Regions from separate parts of the Homo sapiens genome. Here all the other regions are linked to region 2. The links are chromatin loops, found by intact Hi-C in ENCODE. Cell type or tissue: Caco-2. All regions are shown on one strand.

Region 1 (4,000 bases), 63 kb before region 2:
TGGGGCACATGGCCCTGTTGGGCAAGACGATTCTTCTCTTAACTGGGTTGCGAGACAGATAGCATCTCTGATCCTTACCTACTAAATGCTATAATGCTTCTCAGTTATTGCCACAATCAAAAATTGCTCCATATATTTCTAAAAATCTCCAAGGGAGCAGAGACTTGCTGTTGATCGCCAGTAGTAACTGAAAAAAGCTCAAGTTCTATAGTCAGACTGCCCAGGTGAATCTTGGCTTCTTCACTAGCTATGTGACCATGGGTAAGTTGTGTGACAACTGTGGGCTTCATTGTCTTATCTGTGAAATTGAGATAATCATAAAAATATCAACCTTGTAGAATTGGTGTGAGAAATAATTTACATAAAGCATGTAGAGTAGTTGCTCATAAATTTGCTACCCATCAACATCTGTGTCAGGTATTTTCATAGTAATATGAAACAAAATATGTCACTTTTCTGAGTGCATGTGAGTCCTGGAGAAAGAAACCAGTGCATTCTGCAATCAAATATTTAGGTGAACTCCAGATTAATCACAAGACACACGTCTTCCCCATTTCAACCGGGGACGGTGGCTCACGCCTGTAATCCTAGCACTTTGGGAGGCCAAGGTGGGTGGATCACTTGAGGTCAGGAGTTCGAGACCAGCCTGGCCAAAATGGCGAAACCCCATCTCTACTAAAAATACAAAAATTAGCCGGGCATCGTGGCACATGCCTGTAATCTCAGCCATTCGGGAGGCCAAGGCAAGAGACTCGCTTGAACCCGGGAGACGGAGGTTCTTACAGTGAGCCAAGATCGCACTAAAATTAAATGCATTGCTGGGGCACTGCATTGCTGGGGCATTGCACTGCACTCCAGCCTGGGTGACAGAGAGAGACTCTGTCAAAAAAAAAAAATAGGTGCTAAATAAGTTTAAAGTGAGATAATTGGTTTTAAGAGGCATATGGTGCATGCAAAAACAGTGGTCAAGCCCAAATCAAGTTTGTAGTCTAGTTCACTGTACTGACCCCAACAGTTTCCTGGTTTTGGTAATGTACTGTATTTGTATAAGATGTCATCATGATGGGAAGCTGGGTGTTGTGTCCTTAGGACCACTCTATATGTTTTTTGCAACATTTCTCTATAATATAGCATTTCAAAAAAAGTAAGTTACAACAAAAAGTCATGCAGGAGTTAAATAGTCTTGAGGCAGTACTACAAAGGGTTAAGGGTCTATACTTTCTGATTATTTTATTTTTATATATTTTTAAAATTTTAAATTATTTTTAAAAATTTGACTGAAATGCTGAAGCTTTGTTTTTAATTTGTGAAGAGACTCAAATCTGAGTACACCTACGCATTATATTTTATTCCTAAGGGTATGCTTATTGACATTAACATCTCATTTTTAATTCCTAGGTAACAAAAATTCCTTATCTTTTGTCTGTCATGCAAAAGTTGTTTAAAAGCATTTAAAGTACTGAACCAGAGTGGATTGAGATGTCCAGCTAAAACCATGCTACATCCCAATACAATATCATTTTTGTTGATTTTGAATATTATATTGTCTGAGTTCAAAATAAATTCTAAAATAAGTTATAGGTGGCTTTAGATATGAAAATAATAGAAACAGAATCCTGAAAGTTTCAAGGCTTTATGTGTGATCCTTCTTTTTCTAAAATAGAGACTGTATACAATTTGAGAGAAGAGAATAGACAACTAAGGAAAGCACACCAAGACATACATACACAGCTTCAAGATGTCAAGGTAAAAGAAAACCAAACGTTTCACTATTTAGTGTTTGCCTGCTTTATTTGGTAGAATGACTTTAAAAAGTCATTCCCTAATTGGCCTGCTTTACAAATCCACGTTGTTATTGTGGGCTTTGCATTAACTAGAGTGTACCTAATATTTTTACCACTTCAGCATTGTAAGCTAAAAGATGGTCTGAAAATCTGAATATTCTCATTAGTACTGAAATTATTCTCATGCTAGTTACATATTAATAAGCTTTTTATTTATAAAAGTTTACTAATAATGAGAAATTTGTTTCTTTGGTTTTGATTTCATTGTAAATAAATGATTATGATATTTGGGTAGCACGTTTTAGATTTTGGAATACTACATAAAGCGTAGTGTTCTCTCTACGATGATTTTTAAACTTAACACATGCTGCTACAACAACAAATAAACAAGCAAGTAACATTTGGGTAGCCATATCACGATCAGCCAAAGAAGAATTTGTCGTAGAATGTTAAAGCTCAACATGTAAAATTCTTTTTTGTGTAGCAACAGCATAAGAATTTACTCTCCGAGCATGAACAACTTGTAGTGACTTTGGAAGACCACAAGAGTGCACTAGCTGCTGCACAGGTTAGAAGGGTAGCAGCCTCTGTGGGTTCTTTTACAAGTCTGCTTAACATTTCTCAATTCCTTTATGCATGTAGTCTCTTACAAGCCAATCTTCAGTGAGTTCCTTAGGACAGAGCTATCCTAATCCTGAGGATCATGCATGCTTTCAAAATTCAATCAGTAAGATATTAAACTTTTGATTATTTTTTGCACTGGTTGTGCGGTACATAAATGATCATTTCTTTCCACTCTCGTCCCTACATGCAGTAGTCTAATACTTGTTTAAATCACAGAAATGATCTCACATATATAGTCTTTTGCAACTATCTGATCTGTGTTGACTCTTGGTGTAGTATCTGTAGGATTTTATGCTGCTAGCTACCTAAAACTATTGTCAGACTTTTTCTTCTGTGTCTGCCTTGCTCCCAGAATTCCAGCCTACACACCCTCCTTTTGGAACGAGGCTTATGTGTTGTTGGTCAAATTACAGAAAAGTAGAAGAGTCAACAGAGAAGGAAAAACAAGAGTCATAAGCTCCATTTGTTCAAACCTAGAACAGCTCCTGGCACAAGGCAGGCCCTCAGTATATATTTACTGAATGAACAGGGGAACAAATACAAGTGTTGGAGAGCTTATTAAAGCGATTTCATGCTAAGTGTTATGCAGATTTCTAGCAGAAGGAAGGAAACAGGAATGGCTAGTTTAGTTGCTGTTGTAAACTAGATCTTCACTTTTATTCTTACTGGAGGAATTATGATAAAAGAACAAAGGTAAACGATCTATGCTCATCAGGAAACCCATGTTGGTTTTCTTTTCTTTATAAAATTATTAAAAGGTATAATTTTCTGTCCCTGACCCATCTCAGAGGCTGTAGCATCTGTGTTTGTGAGATTCCTTTTCTAAACAGTCATTGATTAGGTGTCTCCTCCTAAGCTGTAGCTGTGTAGTGATTTTTTACATGTGTATAAATGAAATTGACGTCAGGGATCATTTCATTTCACGTCTTCTTTATAAAAATTTTTGTCAAGTATTATTTTATATGAGGCTGTTCTTCATACTATAAATGTGACAAACTGATTTGAGTGCTCTGTGTGCTGTAACGGCCATAAATGTAAGACTGAGCAACAATTTGAAAATCCATAGAAAGATAAGTAAAATCATTTATTTGATGACCAAAACCAAATTCTGGAGTAGAACTCTGACAGTATTACTCACAGGGTTTTATAATAGAAAAAAAAATTTTGGCCGGGCACCGTGGCTCATGCCTGTAATCCCAGCACTTTGGGAGGCCGAGGCGGGTGGATCACCTGAGGTCAGGAGTTTGAGACCAGCCTGGCCAACATGGTGAAACCCCTTCTCTACTAAAAATACAAAAATTAGCCAGGCGTGGTGGTGTGCACCTGTAATCCCAGCTACCCAGGAGGCTGAGGCAGGAGAGTCACTGGAACCCAGCGGGGCGGAGGCTGCAGTGAGCCGAGATTGCACCACTGCACTCCAGCCTGGGTGACAGAGCAAGACTCCATCTCAAAAAAAAAAAAAAAATTTTTTTTTTCTTAATATATAGTTATAATTTTCTATTTATTGAAATATCTTTTTTGGCGAGGATGCTCAAGGTTTGTCCTGCCTTAAAAAAAAGTGTCAGAACTAGGTGCAATCCTTAATTAGAGCC
Region 2 (4,000 bases):
TCTCAAACTCCTGACCTCGTGATCTGCCCACCTTGGTCTCCCAAAGTGCTGGTATTACAGGCGTGAGCCAGCACACCCGGCCCATGGTTGTTATTTTACATGCAAGGGATATAATTTTACGGAATCTACACAAAACTATAGAATGACATGTTTAGAATGTTTTAATGTAAACATGGAGATGAACAAAGGAAAAAAGTCAACACGCAAAAATCTAAGTGAGGAATGATGAAAATTCCAACTATTGACTGTGTTTAGAGAGATGGCATTTTTTGAAAACATTATATAGATATATTTCAAATTCTAGTCAACAGTTATTGCTTATTCTGGAGAACTAAGATTGCTTCTCTTTGACCTAAAGCCCTTCTATCATTAAAGCTGAAGCAATCTTAGCTTTAGGAAGAATATAGAAAATCCAAAGAACAAAAAAGTAATTGCTTTTTAGAGTATAGAGTAATTTTTAAATATAATGATATATTTTTATATAAGATTTAAGGAAAAAGGTAGATTTTTAAAAATTAAATGTATTTTTTAAGATTAAAAATGCATGTACAAGTATTTATAGTATTCACATGGTTCAAAATTCAAGAAGTATAAAAGAATATCTGGTGAAAATTCTCCTTTCCTCTTCTGAACTTTATTCACCTACTTTTCTGCACAGACAACCAATGTTATTGGAGAATCAGGAGAATATTCTGTTGTATGAATTCACTACAATTTTTATTTAACTAATCTCGTATTGATGGACATTTGATTTATCCAGTCTTTCACTATTACAAACAGTCTCACAATGAATAACCTCATAAAAAGGCCATTTTGTGAGAACATGATTTTATTTGTAGTATAAGTTCCTAAAGTTGGGCTTGCTGTTTAAGGCCATGTGTATTTAAAATTTGTTAAATATTGCCAAATTACCCTTCATAGAGGTGGCAATAATTTACACTCCCAACTGGAAATATATCAGAATTCTTCAAACTAGACTTTTTAGCATCTGTTAAAATTCTGGAAAGGGGAGGGGTGAGGACAATGGAATTATCACTAGCACTCAAACAGAATATCAGGTCTGGCGCTCACTCCTGACCATTTTCTGCCGAGATGACAAGTCTCCAGAGAGTCCCCAGTTTGACATGGCTCTGCATTCCACATGGCATGGTAGCAGGGGCAGTGAGAGGTTTCTGGGATATGGATTTGAGGGTGGCTTTGAAGGGTGGAAGAAGCACCTGAGAATTTCTGGGCCTACAAAAGGCTTGGAAATGCTGAGAGGGGCAGTGAAAGAGAAGAAAACTGGGTTTAGGACCAGGAGGTCACAGAGGGCAGAGACCTTGCAATCAGCAGGGGTAGCCAAATCTGATATTATCAGTAGCAAATTATACCCCCAATACCAGATGTGACCTTATAGATAGCTGTGTAGAATGTCTTTTCCTGAGCCAAGCAAGGGAGAGAGAGAGAGAGGTTGTAGCGGGATGAGACACCCTGGCCAAAGACCAACTAGGGCTGACATTCATCTCTTTTCTAATGTCAGAATAGTATATAAACTTGTATCATACCTGGGGGTAGAACAAGGACCCTGTGCTCTCTTGTTTCACCATCTCCTCTTGGATATGTTTTTTTTCCCCCCAATTTGTCCAATGCCTTTACCTTGGATCTCTTATTTTTCTGTTGCCTTAGGTAATTTACTCCTAGTTGCAAACCATAAAATCTTATGTAAGCATAATGTAAACATAAAGAGACTCATAAAACATGGGGAAACTCACAGGAACTTCAGGGAACTAGGCCGAGATATAAAACCAGCAGCAATGCAGCCAGCAGAGAAGTCCAGTGGAAACCACAGTCACCGTGGCTTATCAGTAGATTCCTGATGCTAGGCAGGGGAGGCTAGAAACTGCCACAGCTATTCCAGAAGAACCAGGGGCCTCTGCCACCACACCTGCCCATCTGGAAATACTTGTCCTTGTGACTGCCAGCTGCCTTTGTTGCTCACTTTCACATTCAACTCACACAAGACTTGATGGGACCAGGCCACATGTAGAGCTCTACTTGGAAACGTGCCTGGAAAATGGCTTTGTTAGGTTTTTCATCTACGGTACAAGAGGACTAACATAATACGTGTCAGAATGAATGTTGCATGAAGCAAATGAGGGTATCTATTTCACTCCATGTTTCAACTGTGTCCTTTACATTGAAGAGTGCCACATATATATGTGCTGAGCCTCCGATCTGTATTTTCAACTTCCTGCTAGACAGAGAAAACGACTTGCTCATAGTGTGGAAGCAACATCTCTTTTAAAATAACATTTTTTTTAAGGGATTCTTTCTCCTAAACGAACCTTGTCCTTTATATTTAGCATCCTTGGCTGAGGTCCCTAGATACATGTTCTCGCCACCCTGTCTTCTGAGTTGTTATCTTGAACAGGTCCCCCAGGTGTGCAATCTTCCTACTGAGTACCAGTGGCATGATTATTGTGCTTCAGCTGCAAATTAGTGAAAGAATAAACAATTTTTAAAGGAAATTTTGATTCCGAACCAGCATGTTAAACACAAGATGATTGACTGTGCAATGCTCTCCTTCCCACTAAACACAGATGTATTTCTTGCCGTGTTTTTTCCGTGTAGGTGGATTTACAACTTGGAAATCTCTTGATAACACACACAGCAGCGACTGTCACCTGATAGATCACTTTTCTAGAATACCGTGTTCACAGTCTTGTTCTATAAATCGTTTCTTGGTTTACCATGTAACTTTGCTTCTTATTCCGTTTCATCACTCTTTTCATTCATAAGTGTACAAACATTCCTTCTATCCGTCGTTTACTGTTCTGCTGTCTTATCTGGTACAAACAAGATTATCTGCCTCACCCTAATTTTAATGGTGAACTTTAGATAGTAGAATTACTCATTTATATGTATCTGAGCCTCAGATCTGTGTTTTCAGCTTCCTGCTTCTGAACTTCATTCAGTGGTTCAGTTGCTCCAAAGTAATTTTTACAAACACATTTTTATGCACAAAAGGGAGAAAGTGAACACATGCTGCAGTAAAAGGAATCTTGAATAATTGGTGAGTAAATGTGAGCTTTGCTCTCGTCCCGAGGGCTAGACTGTACATTTCCGGAGTCAGTGTGCTGAAAAACATGATTAAGAGAACCAACAGGCAGGGTTTTCATCTGAGCATATATGGAAATGCTTTTAGATGCAAGAAATTTAGCAGCTTGCTTTAGCGAATGCTATGAGTATCTTTGTCTCTTAAGAGACTGTAGTCTTTCAAAACACCAAATAAGGCTAAATCAGAGGTTTAGGGGACACAAAGTAAAGGCTAGTAGTGGTGATTATAAAAGGTTGACTTTTCCCTCTTTATATTTCACCTTATGTCCTTTAAAGAAAACAGTTTGTATCTTTTCTTATTGCCTGTAGTTTTTGAAAGCTTATTTAAACAACTCCATTGGCATGTTGCCTGTATGAGATCTTCAAGTGAAATAATACTTTATGAAACGCAGACACACTCCCTTTTAAAAGTTTTGTTGGCTAAAACGTGCTTCTGTTTTGCCTATTTAGTAAACTCTGTGAGAAATTATTTAAGGTTTTGGGGCATTAGGAATGGGGCATTATTTCATTTTCATGAAACAAGTCTTTTAAAATAATAGACCATGAGTAATTTCCACTTATTTTTTTTTAAGTTCTCTAGAAAATGCCCCTTTCTCCTTATGCATAAAAATTTGTTGTTTAAAGCTACAAGGGTGAATGATTTTATTTTCGCTCGGAATTGCTTCTTTAAAAACCAGATATTGATTATTTTGTTTGACATAAAGTCATTTTTAAAAAATTTGTTCCTTCTTTTTCTTGAAGATGAGCATTTTAAATGTATGCTCCTGCACTTTCTGATAAATTGCTGCCTGCTTAAATTCTCCACATCATTTCAGATTTTTTTTCGTGTTTGGCAATAATGAGATAGGAAAGGAGTTTGAAGAAGTGAATACGAAAAAGACTTCTCTTGTGTCGAATTTTAATA
Region 3 (4,000 bases), 50 kb after region 2:
TTCCACCTACTGAAGTTTTATATTCAGACTATATTGCTGAACCTGATCTATTGTACCAGGCTTTTTTTCTCAAGTATGTGGATTGTTCTCTCAGGGTACCCACTGGGACTCTCGCTAGTCTATTGTTTCTTGTCACTCCATACACACTAGATTCAGATTGTCTTCTTTGAGTCTCCTGGACTGTGTGTAAATCAGAGATTGTGCCTAGGCACTGGTGAATATGCCAATAAACTGCTTATACCAAAGTACCACAACCTTTCTTAAGCCCTCTCATTCACTATAAATAATTTGGGTAAGAATAACTAAATTGCTTTTAAAACAAGTGTCTTTACTTAAGTCCTCCCATTCACTATAAATAATTTGGGTAAGAATAACTGAATTGCTTTAAAAACAAGTGTTACATATAACTAGATAAGCAGCATCAGAACATGTAACTCCTCAAAAAAAAAAAACCTCTTTTTCATATTAATACCCGTCCTGATGGATTGGCCGCTTATCATTATAAAATATCATTATTTATTTCTAGTAACAATTTGTCATTAAATTTGTCTATTTTTCATATACTCAGTATAGTCATTCCAGCTCTTTTTTGGTCATTGCCTGCATATCACATCTTTTTCTATGGTTTTACAGACATACCTCAGAGATATTGCAGGCTGGGTTCCAGAACACTACAATAAAGTGAATATCGCTGTAAAACGAATCACATGAATTTTTTGTTTCCCAGTGCATGTAAGTTATGTTTACACCATACTGTAGTCTATTAAGTATGCAGTAGCATTATGTCTAAAAAATGCATACTTTAATTTAAAAATACTTTATTGCTAAAAAATGCTAACAATTATCTGAGCCTCAGTGAGTCATAATGTTTTTGCTGGTGAAAGATCTTGTCTTCATATAAATCTTTTTAGATATGTACCATATCTTAAATAGAATGAAAGTAAAACATTGTTTTTAAATACTAGCTAAATACCATTGCCTGCTTGAGCCTATTAGTCTGAAATTTTACTCTCTCTTAAAATATATTAGTTTTAACAATGTAATGAAGATATCTCAACACTAAAGACTATTCTTGACTCACCAAAAGAAATCAATTAAAAAGGAGAAAGTTCTACCCACTTAATTCAGTGTTATCTAATGCGCTACTCGAAATTCCCTGTACACAGTCCACGTTTTTCAAAATGCTCTACCAGTGAGAGCTGGCCAATTTTTCTACTCTTTTTAGAGACACATATTTTCAACATAGAAAATACTTGGGGCTCATCTCATTGAGCATAGCCAAGCAGCTAAGGATGTGGAACTACATATGGTGGTGGTTCTAAATTGGTGCCTAAACAGTCCAACAGTGTGAAACAGGGAACAACCATCACATTAAAAGGAGCACTGAGTTCTTTTAGTCACCATATATTTCTTTAGAGCAAAGTAGAAATCTTATTTGTATGTCTAGACTAATTCTTTTTTTGACATTCGAATCAGTCACTGAACAAAGTCACTCTTTTAGTTGTCACAATGGTTGATTTACAGAATGTTAGTGTTACAAAGTTTATTGGAAGACATTGAAATTGAACTTTACATTTTCTATATGAGAAAACTGAATACAGATAGGTGAAATCAATCCCTTGGGCTCTCCCTGCTACTTCATGGCAAAACCAGGCTCTAGAGCCCCGCCTAGTGGCTTTTCCTCTACACCAGTGGTTCCCCCACTGGGTTGTGCATCAGAATCACCTGAAGAGGCCAGGCCCAGTGGCTTGCATCTGTAATCCCAGCACTTTGGGAGGCTGAGGCGGGCAGATCATGAGGTCAGGAGTTCGAGACCAACCTGGCCAATATGGTGAAACCCCCATCTCTACTAAAAATACAAAAATTAGCCAGGCATGATGGGACATGCCTGTAGTCCCAGCTACTTGGGAGGCCGAGGCAGAAGAATCACTTGAACCCAGGAGGTGGAGGTTGCAGTCAGCCGAGATTGTGCCACTGCACTCCAGCTTGGGCAACAGAGTGAGACTCCATTTCAAAAAAAAAAAAAAAAATCACCTGAAGGGTCTAGCAAAAAAAAAAAATAGTGACACTTGAGCCTCATTCTAGACGAATTAAATCAGAATCTCTGGGGTGTGGGTATAGGGCATTGTACTTTTAAAAGCTCCTCAGATGATTCTAATATGAAGCCAGGGCTGAGTCGCATTTTATGCCACTCTCTTGCAGAGTAAAAATATTTACAAATATTAGCTGATGGATTCAGTTTTTTTGCCTTTGCTCTCTAAGTATTGATGCTGAAGCATCTATTGCCTTAGGGTGTGATAGAGAGAAAGCCAAGGGCAAAAAAGTCATTGTTCACCTTTGATTTTCAAAATAGACTTTAAAAAGTGTTTAGCAAAAAGAATTTGAAAGCTAGACTTTCAATGGCAAGGGCAAGGCTCTTGAGAGAGAAAAGGCTTTTCTAAATTCCAAAATCTTTCTTTCTAGTATCAAAAGTCAGAAGCTGTTGGACTCAGACGTGGAGTACAAGTGAACCACATAAGAGGAAAATATCGGGCTACGTTGAAAGAGGCATCTCCAAGTACACAGAAATGAGGGTAAAACATTAATGATGACTACTCTTTTAGAGAAAACTGGAAGCAAACAAAAGATGCGTGTCTTAGGCTGGCTACCTGATGTAGAGAAACAGAAACAATAGGAAAGAGAGAGGAGAGAGAGAGAGAGAGAGACAGAGAGAGAAAAATTTTTAAGGAATTGACTCAAGTGATCATGGAGGCTTGCAAATTCAAAATCTACAGGGTCAGTTTATAGGCTGGAGACCCAGGGCAGAGCCAATGTTGCAGTTCCAGTCCAAAGGCCAACTTCTAGAAAGATTTATTCATGTAGGAGGAAGAGGGTGCCGGGGGAGTCTTATTCCATTCAGGTCTTTAACTGATTGGATGAGGCTTACCTACATTACATAGAGCAATCTGTTTTACTCAAAGTTCACCGATTTAAATGTAACCCTCATCCAAAAAATATCCTCACAGAAACTTTCAGAATAATGTTTGATCAAATTTCTGGGTACAGTTACCCTACCAAGTTGATACATAAAATTAACCATCACACCTAGCATATGCCCAGTTGTGCTTCTGTTACCTGTGACAAATCCATACGGGTCTGCAGCAACCTCAATTCTTGCCTCCTCAGAAGAAAGAATTGAACTGAGGGGCATGAGGCAGAAGAAGAGATGGAGGCCAGTTTTACAGCAGGCGTGGAAGTTTATTAAAAAGCTTTAGAGCAAGAATGAAAAGAAAGTAAAGTACTCCAAGTAGGCATTTTGGAAGTCAAGTGTGGAATTTAACCTTTTGACTTGGAGTTTTATATGCCGGCATACTTCTAGTGTCTTGCATCCCATTTCCTTTGATTCTTCTCTTAGGGTAATCTGCCTGCATGCATGGTGGCCTGCTAGTACTTGAGAGGTGAGCATGAGCAGTGTGTTTACTGGAGTTATACACATACTCGTCTGAGGTGTTCTTCCCTCTTCCAGTGAAATGTCCCCAGAAGGTCATATACCAGTTAAACCCCACCATTTTGCCTCTTAATACACATGCTCAAGCCCACTCACACAATTCCTGAAATCTTATTGGGAAGCTGCCCATCACCAGTTACAGGCATTTTTGTCTATTGGGAAACTGCCTTGCCCTGGCTCTGGCTACAACCAATTATTATTTTAGAGAGGTAGTGTGACAATCACCTGACACCTCACCATCACCTGATGGTTGCCTGACATTCCTGGTGGAGTAGGGGGAGGCGTCTCCTGCCCCACTCATACCTGGGTAGCTACGTACTGTAACACTTCTGCCAAACCTATCTCTTACTCTCTCCTTTCTGTTGTGCCCCAGCCAAAATTCAAGGAGGAAGAATATCTGCTCGTAGATGGATTTTAGGGTCAAAATGTAAAATGATTTATAGGAGACAACTTTATATACCAGAGGGACAACATGAGGATCCACACACCCTAAAGCTTTATTTATTGTTAGAA

The links. Hi-C counts contacts between places; a loop is a spot of excess contacts. Peaks named below come from ENCODE experiments on the same cell type or tissue, not always from the same donor. Only the 100,000 strongest peaks of a DNase experiment are listed, where the experiment ranks them.
Region 1: it touches region 2 in a loop (5-fold over the local background); 1 of 110 quality-filtered maps calls a loop at or near these places.
Region 3: a loop joins it to region 2, with 2.2 times the contacts of the local background. A loop is called at or near these places in 1 of 110 quality-filtered maps.

Annotation. Positions count from the first base shown.
Region 1 is chr3:168,039,138-168,043,137 of GRCh38, reverse strand. GOLIM4 (golgi integral membrane protein 4) reads left to right here. Exons shown (of 16, transcript NM_014498.5): 6 at 1,664-1,746; 7 at 2,269-2,352. Among named protein-coding and RNA genes, the nearest start is that of GOLIM4, 55 kb to the left of the region's middle. In Caco-2, a CTCF peak has its summit at 2,331; no DNase peak of the experiment used is centred here.
Region 2 is chr3:167,976,139-167,980,138 of GRCh38, reverse strand. No RefSeq gene overlaps it. Among named protein-coding and RNA genes, the nearest start is that of GOLIM4, 120 kb to the left of the region's middle. In Caco-2, no CTCF peak of the experiment used is centred here; a DNase peak (open chromatin) is centred at 1,868; H3K4me3 peaks cover 521 bases.
Region 3 is chr3:167,925,872-167,929,871 of GRCh38, reverse strand. No RefSeq gene overlaps it. Among named protein-coding and RNA genes, the nearest start is that of GOLIM4, 170 kb to the left of the region's middle. In Caco-2, a CTCF peak has its summit at 1,677; a DNase peak (open chromatin) is centred at 1,691.